Linked DNA regions of Mus musculus: region 2 is linked to region 1. Evidence: chromatin contacts called from ENCODE Hi-C or POLR2A ChIA-PET data. All regions are on one chromosome and are shown on one strand. The core of a region is the stretch at or near the end of the contact, and the rest is flanking DNA. Distances in the headings are between cores, read along the strand shown. Region 1 overlaps Igf1r (insulin-like growth factor I receptor). Region 2 overlaps Igf1r (insulin-like growth factor I receptor).

Region 1 (2,896 bases), core at 41-2,540:
TATCTATCTATGCACTCCAGGGGTGAGCATGGCACCTACTTTGTGAAGATCCACTTTCCCCCAAGCAAAGAACAGTATGCAGTGATAGTCCCCAGCAGGCTTAAAGATGGTAAGATCGTAAAATGTGGTTCTGACCCTGTCACCGTCACTGCTACTGAGGAGCGTGTCCTTCCAAACCATCTCTAGTTCCAAAATGGCGGGAAGAGCACCAGAACTCCCCTTCTCAGGACCAAGATGCAGAAGTCTAAAAAGGCTGGGCTTCTGGCCCCAGAAGCTGTTCCCTAGGATGTACACAGCTGGCCTTGTATTGGAAGGGGCAGCGGTGACACCTCCTGAGTACCTGTGGTTTTCTGGCTTCTCGGTGAATTTACGGAAAGTGCTGCTTTGACACAGAGGCTTTTCTGGTATTTGATTTCATGCGAGGACACCTCCTCCAAAAAAACAAAACGACATCAAATAAAAGGTAACAAAAGTAAAGCCTGAGACCTCACTGCTAAACTTGGCCTCTGAGTGCCTCTTGGCTCGCCAGAATCAACAGCTTGTGACTGGCTCACAGCACCCCATCTAGCCTTTGCCAGAAAATCCACAGAGCCGTGAGCCTGGCTACACTGGAAGCCAGCTTAGCTGCCGGGCCAGCCTTACTCCAGATAGAAAGACCACTGGCTGAGGTAGTGGTCATGCAAGGTATTGCATTTCCCTCTACCCTAAAAAAAACCGAGGAACCATGGTCATTGCTGATTGGAGCTTCAGGATGGTCCTCTGCTCCCTTTATCAACGGGAAAACGTTACCATCTCTGGATGGGTCCAGGGACTCAAAATGAGGGCAGGTGGTGTACACCAGATAATTCTGGGTTTTGTTCTTCCCCATGCCGTTCTTAAGTCTTGTTTATCAAACACTGGTCGTCAGGGCAGCACAGGCGGAGAGAGAATTGCTTCCCTGTCCCTGTCCCTTTGTATTTCTTTGCAGGCTGGTAGAACATGTCCCCTGGGGAGAAAGTGGAAGGGTTTGTTGAAGCAGTTGTAAATCCCCTGGAGTTTTTGCCCTGTGAGAGTCCAGCCATGTGTTTGGCAGGATTTTACTTTAACTTTTAATCTTCAGCTACCTGGGAAGACCCAGAGTATGTCTAGAAATGCTGTGGAGTCTTCCACCAAGCTGCTGTAGACTGCTAAAAGAGATCATGATGTAGACCATGAGACAGGCCCATGGCCCATGGTGGGTAGGCAGACCCAGAGCTGAACAAGAGGCCTCTGGCTTTCGCATTGTGTTAAGAGCTTGTCTCCATTCCCCGGGAACGCCTCTGTTCTGGTCAGCTGCTCCCACTGTGGGGGTGATCTTTATTTAGAAGGGGTCACATGCCCTGGGCCTCGGTGCTATATGCCTTTTATAGCCTGGTGTGGAGATTGCATTCTATCCTGATTGCGAACCCCTGGTCCTGAGGTGCTAAAGCAGTTGTTTGTGTTCACGTGTTTGTGCCACCGCCTAGTGATCTGTAGTTCTTAGAGCAATGTATTTAGTTCCAGAGGGGCTTTGCTTTGGGCTGGGTGGCCTTTGCTGGGCTGTCATTCTTCTGGATCCACTTTAGAAGTTAGCTTTTTTCTCTCTTTCTCTCTCTCTCTTTTAAAGTATAGAGTAGAGTTTATTCAGGGCATGGGGGAGGGGAGTTGAGAGGGTAGTAGAGACTGAAAGGCAGGGATGGACAGAGGAAGGGAGGGGGAGGGGCCAGCCATGAGCACGTGGAGAGAGGCGGGAGAAGGGGCAACAAGGGGACATCTTCATAGTGGTTTTGTTTTGAACTTGAGGTTTCTGAAGAATACTATATATCCCCTTCTATCTCTTGGCTACTTGTAGATTGGTTCTGAGGAATACTATATATCCCCTTCTATCTCTTGGCTACTTGTAGATTGGTTCTGGTTTCTTCCTGTTTCCTGATAACCCCCTTCTTTGTTTGCATTTCTGTTCTTATCTTGCTCTTCTCATGCCAGTGTAGCATCCTCAACTAGAGTAAGGCTAACATAGAGCACATGGGACTGTGGCTAATCTCATTCTGGACTGCACTGCTCGACTCTGGTGTATCGTGGTTCAAAGGTCAAGTTCGGCCAGTGGTGGGGTCTCTTTCCAGCACATGGTGTGAATCAGGGATTCAGGTTTAATAAGGGGGGTCTCTTCTGAGCTCGGCCCTATGGTAGAATGTTCCCCTTTGACAAGGAGCAGCAAGGCAAGGCTTGTCTGCCATCCACAAAACAGGGATGTTCAGGTGGTACCCGGAAAGCCCCCAGCACACTGACCAGCATTGGGTGAATTCTTGGTCAACAGCAGAAGCTGCTGCTGTTTTAAAAATAGCTGCATTTGGAGACCCTCTAAAATTTTGAGCATTAAGCTGAACTAACTGTATATGTACTGCTGTCCCTTAAGTGGTCTTTCTCTGTTGCCTTTCCTAAATTGCAAACATTGAGTTATCATAAATAGCAGGGCATAGTGTACGAGTGGTTCTTGCTAATTTAATCGGAATTGTTCAAATTTTCATGTCTGCCCAGATAAGCCATATCTTTAAAGAACACTCAGTGACGTACATACGTCTATCCAGATGCCACTAGAGAGAAACCTTATAGGTGTCTGTAGACTCCATTTGTTATCAGACTCTGAATTTATTCTGCTTGCAAGCTTGGTATTTGGGAGAATTTAAGAAATACCAACAGATTTTTGTTTGACATTGACATTAAACACTATCTTTTGACTCCCCCACCCCCACCCCTTCTGAGAGCATTAAAGTGGTTAGAGAGTGAGTGGGTATAGGTTTTTAGTAAAGAAAACAAGGAGGCACGTTTTTATTGGTGACAACTGCAGATCTCACATACTGAAGGTAGCAGCCATCTGCTCCAGGCTGGAGCCTCTGCC
Region 2 (2,700 bases), core at 55-2,554, 120 kb after region 1:
CCACAATTCTTAGAACACTGGATATGGCTGTATGGCGGACAGACTAAACTGTGAGCAAGTCAGTGACTGGTCAGATAGAAAAGGAGATGACAGTTCAGTGTCATGGTGGAAAGGAATCGGGGATGTGCAGAGTTGATAGCATAAGAGCCAGGAGGAGATCTCTGATTGAGATGGAGGGGGGAGTAAGAATCCACCTCAGAGACAGAGGCCTTCAGACAGAAAGCAGGGGGAGACCATCACAGCCACAAACGGAGCATGGCGCTGCTTCACCCCTACAGATGGCAATGGGTTGGTTATGCAGATGTACAGGTGATACCACTTCTGAAATTTTGCCTCTCCGCTCTTCCTTTACCAACAAACCATGCTAGTTCTAGTTTTGTAGCTAATTCTGGCCAGAGAAGTAAGAACGGAAAGAGACCTCTCTGCTCTTGGTACACAGTGTAGTTGGTGGGAGGTTGTGAAAGGTATGCCAAGAGAGGAAGTGATTTTAGGCAGAGTGGAAATTTGCCAAGTAGAGAAAACAGAGTTGTTGACCCAGCAGAGAAAACACATTAATTGCACGTGTGTAAGGAAAGATTTTCAGGGGTAGGCATACTCAGGATGCTAGGGAAGAATCCTAGAAATATTTGGCAAGTTTGCAGCGGGCACTTTAGTAGAAGCCCATCTCCACTGAAGACCCAAATCTGAAGATAATACCATTCCAGGCCTCAGGAAGTTCAGGGTCTTAACGTAGGAGTGGAGTCTAAATACAGCATTAAAGCCCTATCAGAGACTTAGTGCTAAGAAAACAAATTTCAGTCTTCTGCAAGAAGTGGGGTAGCTGGGCCAGGGAGAACGGTGGAGAACAGTGGCCTCTCCTGGGCAGGCAGAGGTAAAGTCTAGAAAGCATAAAAACCAACGTTGAGTAAAATGATGTGTGTGGTCTGGGCAGGGACCTGGGAACAGAACAAAGTGTCCAGAGGGAGGGTGCCTACAATGAAAGTAGCTACTGGTTTGGGGTCTGATGCCAGGCTGCAAGGACCAAGGAAAGCCTAAATCCATGTTTTATACAGCAAAGGTGACTTGGGGTGAACATTTACTGGGGTTGCTTGTGGCAGGCTCCATAGGAGATAGCAGAGGTGAGGGACTAGAATGGCAAAGGAGAATGCCAGGTGGCCAGTTTGCACTGTTATCTCCTATAAAGTACCCGTTATCGATATATCGTGATACCGATATATCTTGATTGTGAAAAGTGACAACGTGGTCTCTGTATATTCAACAAGCATTGAAGTGGAGAGAGCCGGCTTGGCTGGCCTCCTGGTCCCCTTTTACATTGAGGAGGCTTGCTCAGGATAGCGACTTGTGAGCATGTTTATGTGCGGGGTGAGCAGAGCCCCCCATCCTAAGAGCAGATGGTTTCCTCCGCCTGGGGTCCTGTAAGGATGGTGAAGCTGGAGTGAGGGAATGGGAGATTCAAGTGAGACTGCCAGAAATACTATGGGCAAGGCAAGTTAACCGCTTATTTCTTATCAAGTGGTCCCAACGCCGTCATGTGTTGTTTCTTTTTGTGTATGTTCTCCATCCCAGCTGCTCCCAATAGGCTCAGAGCTCCTAAAACTTGCTATCAAAAGATGTAGCTGTGTGTCTGGTGCACCAGCATGCCATTAATGGCGTATTGTATAGTGCAACAATTTTAGTGTGTGATTTAAAGCAACTTTCGTAAAAGACAATTTTAAATTTTTATTCGACGGTGAGGAAGGGGCTTCTGGACAAAAGCGACTAAATCGGTTATCATTCCATTGGAGACTTCGTCAGCCATACAAGAAGTGAAAATGATGGAAACAAAACCTTTGAGGTTCTGCACAAAACAAAAAAACGATGTGTGGCTTAAAGTCAGCAGTTCTGGCTCGGGGGGGGGGGGGGGGGGGCTCCAAACGACGCCTCCAGGTGCTGACTTTTGGGGCCACCCCCTTCCTGCCCTCCCCGCTGTGGCAGCCAGGATTCCTTTTGTCTCGGGTGCTTCCCCACCCCGCCCTGCCAGCCAGAGGGAGCTGGCACCGGGCGCCCTCCCCACCGCCCCTGGACCAAGGTTGTTTACTACTTTCTACTCGGAATAACACGCCAATCACCAGGGCCCGCCCTCTCTCTCAGCCAATCAGTTTGTTGGGAAATTCCACCTTTCCTAAGGGCCCAACCAGCGATTGGCTGCAGGACTTGTCAGTCAAGCTGGCATCCCGCAAGGATGCAGCTGGAGTATTAGGGACGCGATCACCAGAGCCGAGGAGGAGTAACCTTCCCATAAACAAGATGGGGGGCCCCCCAAGAAAGCACGGATTGGGGTGGGGAGCTGAAGCTCAGCCCAACCCCGGGGCCCCACCGGAGTGAAGAGGGCCGAGCGCAGAGCCGGGGAATCCCTCCCTCCGCCTCCCGCCCTTGCTGCAGTTGTAAACACGCTTCCCTCCATGTCTGTTTTTCTTTCTCTAACCGTGGCCATTACAGGCTGCTGTTTACAAAAATCCTGCAGGGCAGTGCTGTTCTCTAGGATCCTGTCCTCCATTCACCTTGCCTCAGGACCCCTTTTCAGGCTTTTTTTTTTTTTTTTTTTAATTTTCTCCCCGCTGCTAGGCACAAACTGAAGGAAGCTATTGGGTCGTGCAAGCTTGTTTTCCTTTTATTGCAGCACGCAAAGCAAGTCACGCTGTAGCAGCAGCACCATTTCCC

Evidence for each region. A loop is a pair of places that touch in the nucleus more often than their neighbours do. ChIA-PET counts read pairs that join two places held with the same protein, here RNA polymerase II (POLR2A).
Region 2: a loop to region 1 is called in a map of heart, with 2.3 times the contacts of the local background. The contact joins two enhancer-like sites. A Hi-C loop is called at or near these places in 1 of 37 maps with a recorded cell type or tissue (heart). POLR2A ChIA-PET finds 5 or more read pairs at or near these places in 1 of 5 experiments (Patski).

The regions. Positions count from the first base shown.
Region 1 is chr7:68,009,046-68,011,941 of GRCm38, forward strand. The region is part of intron 2 of Igf1r (insulin-like growth factor I receptor); the gene reads left to right. Among named protein-coding and RNA genes, the nearest start is that of Igf1r, 58 kb to the left of the region's middle. Within about 2 kb of position 1,291, at least 1 of the 3 ENCODE cell types and tissues checked has a DNase peak (open chromatin) inside an H3K27ac peak, as active enhancers do; it is heart, where a contact is called at or near this core.
Region 2 is chr7:68,127,032-68,129,731 of GRCm38, forward strand. The region is part of intron 2 of Igf1r (insulin-like growth factor I receptor); the gene reads left to right. Among named protein-coding and RNA genes, the nearest start is that of Gm51488, 8.8 kb to the right of the region's middle. Within about 2 kb of position 1,305, at least 1 of the 3 ENCODE cell types and tissues checked has a DNase peak (open chromatin) inside an H3K27ac peak, as active enhancers do; it is heart, where a contact is called at or near this core.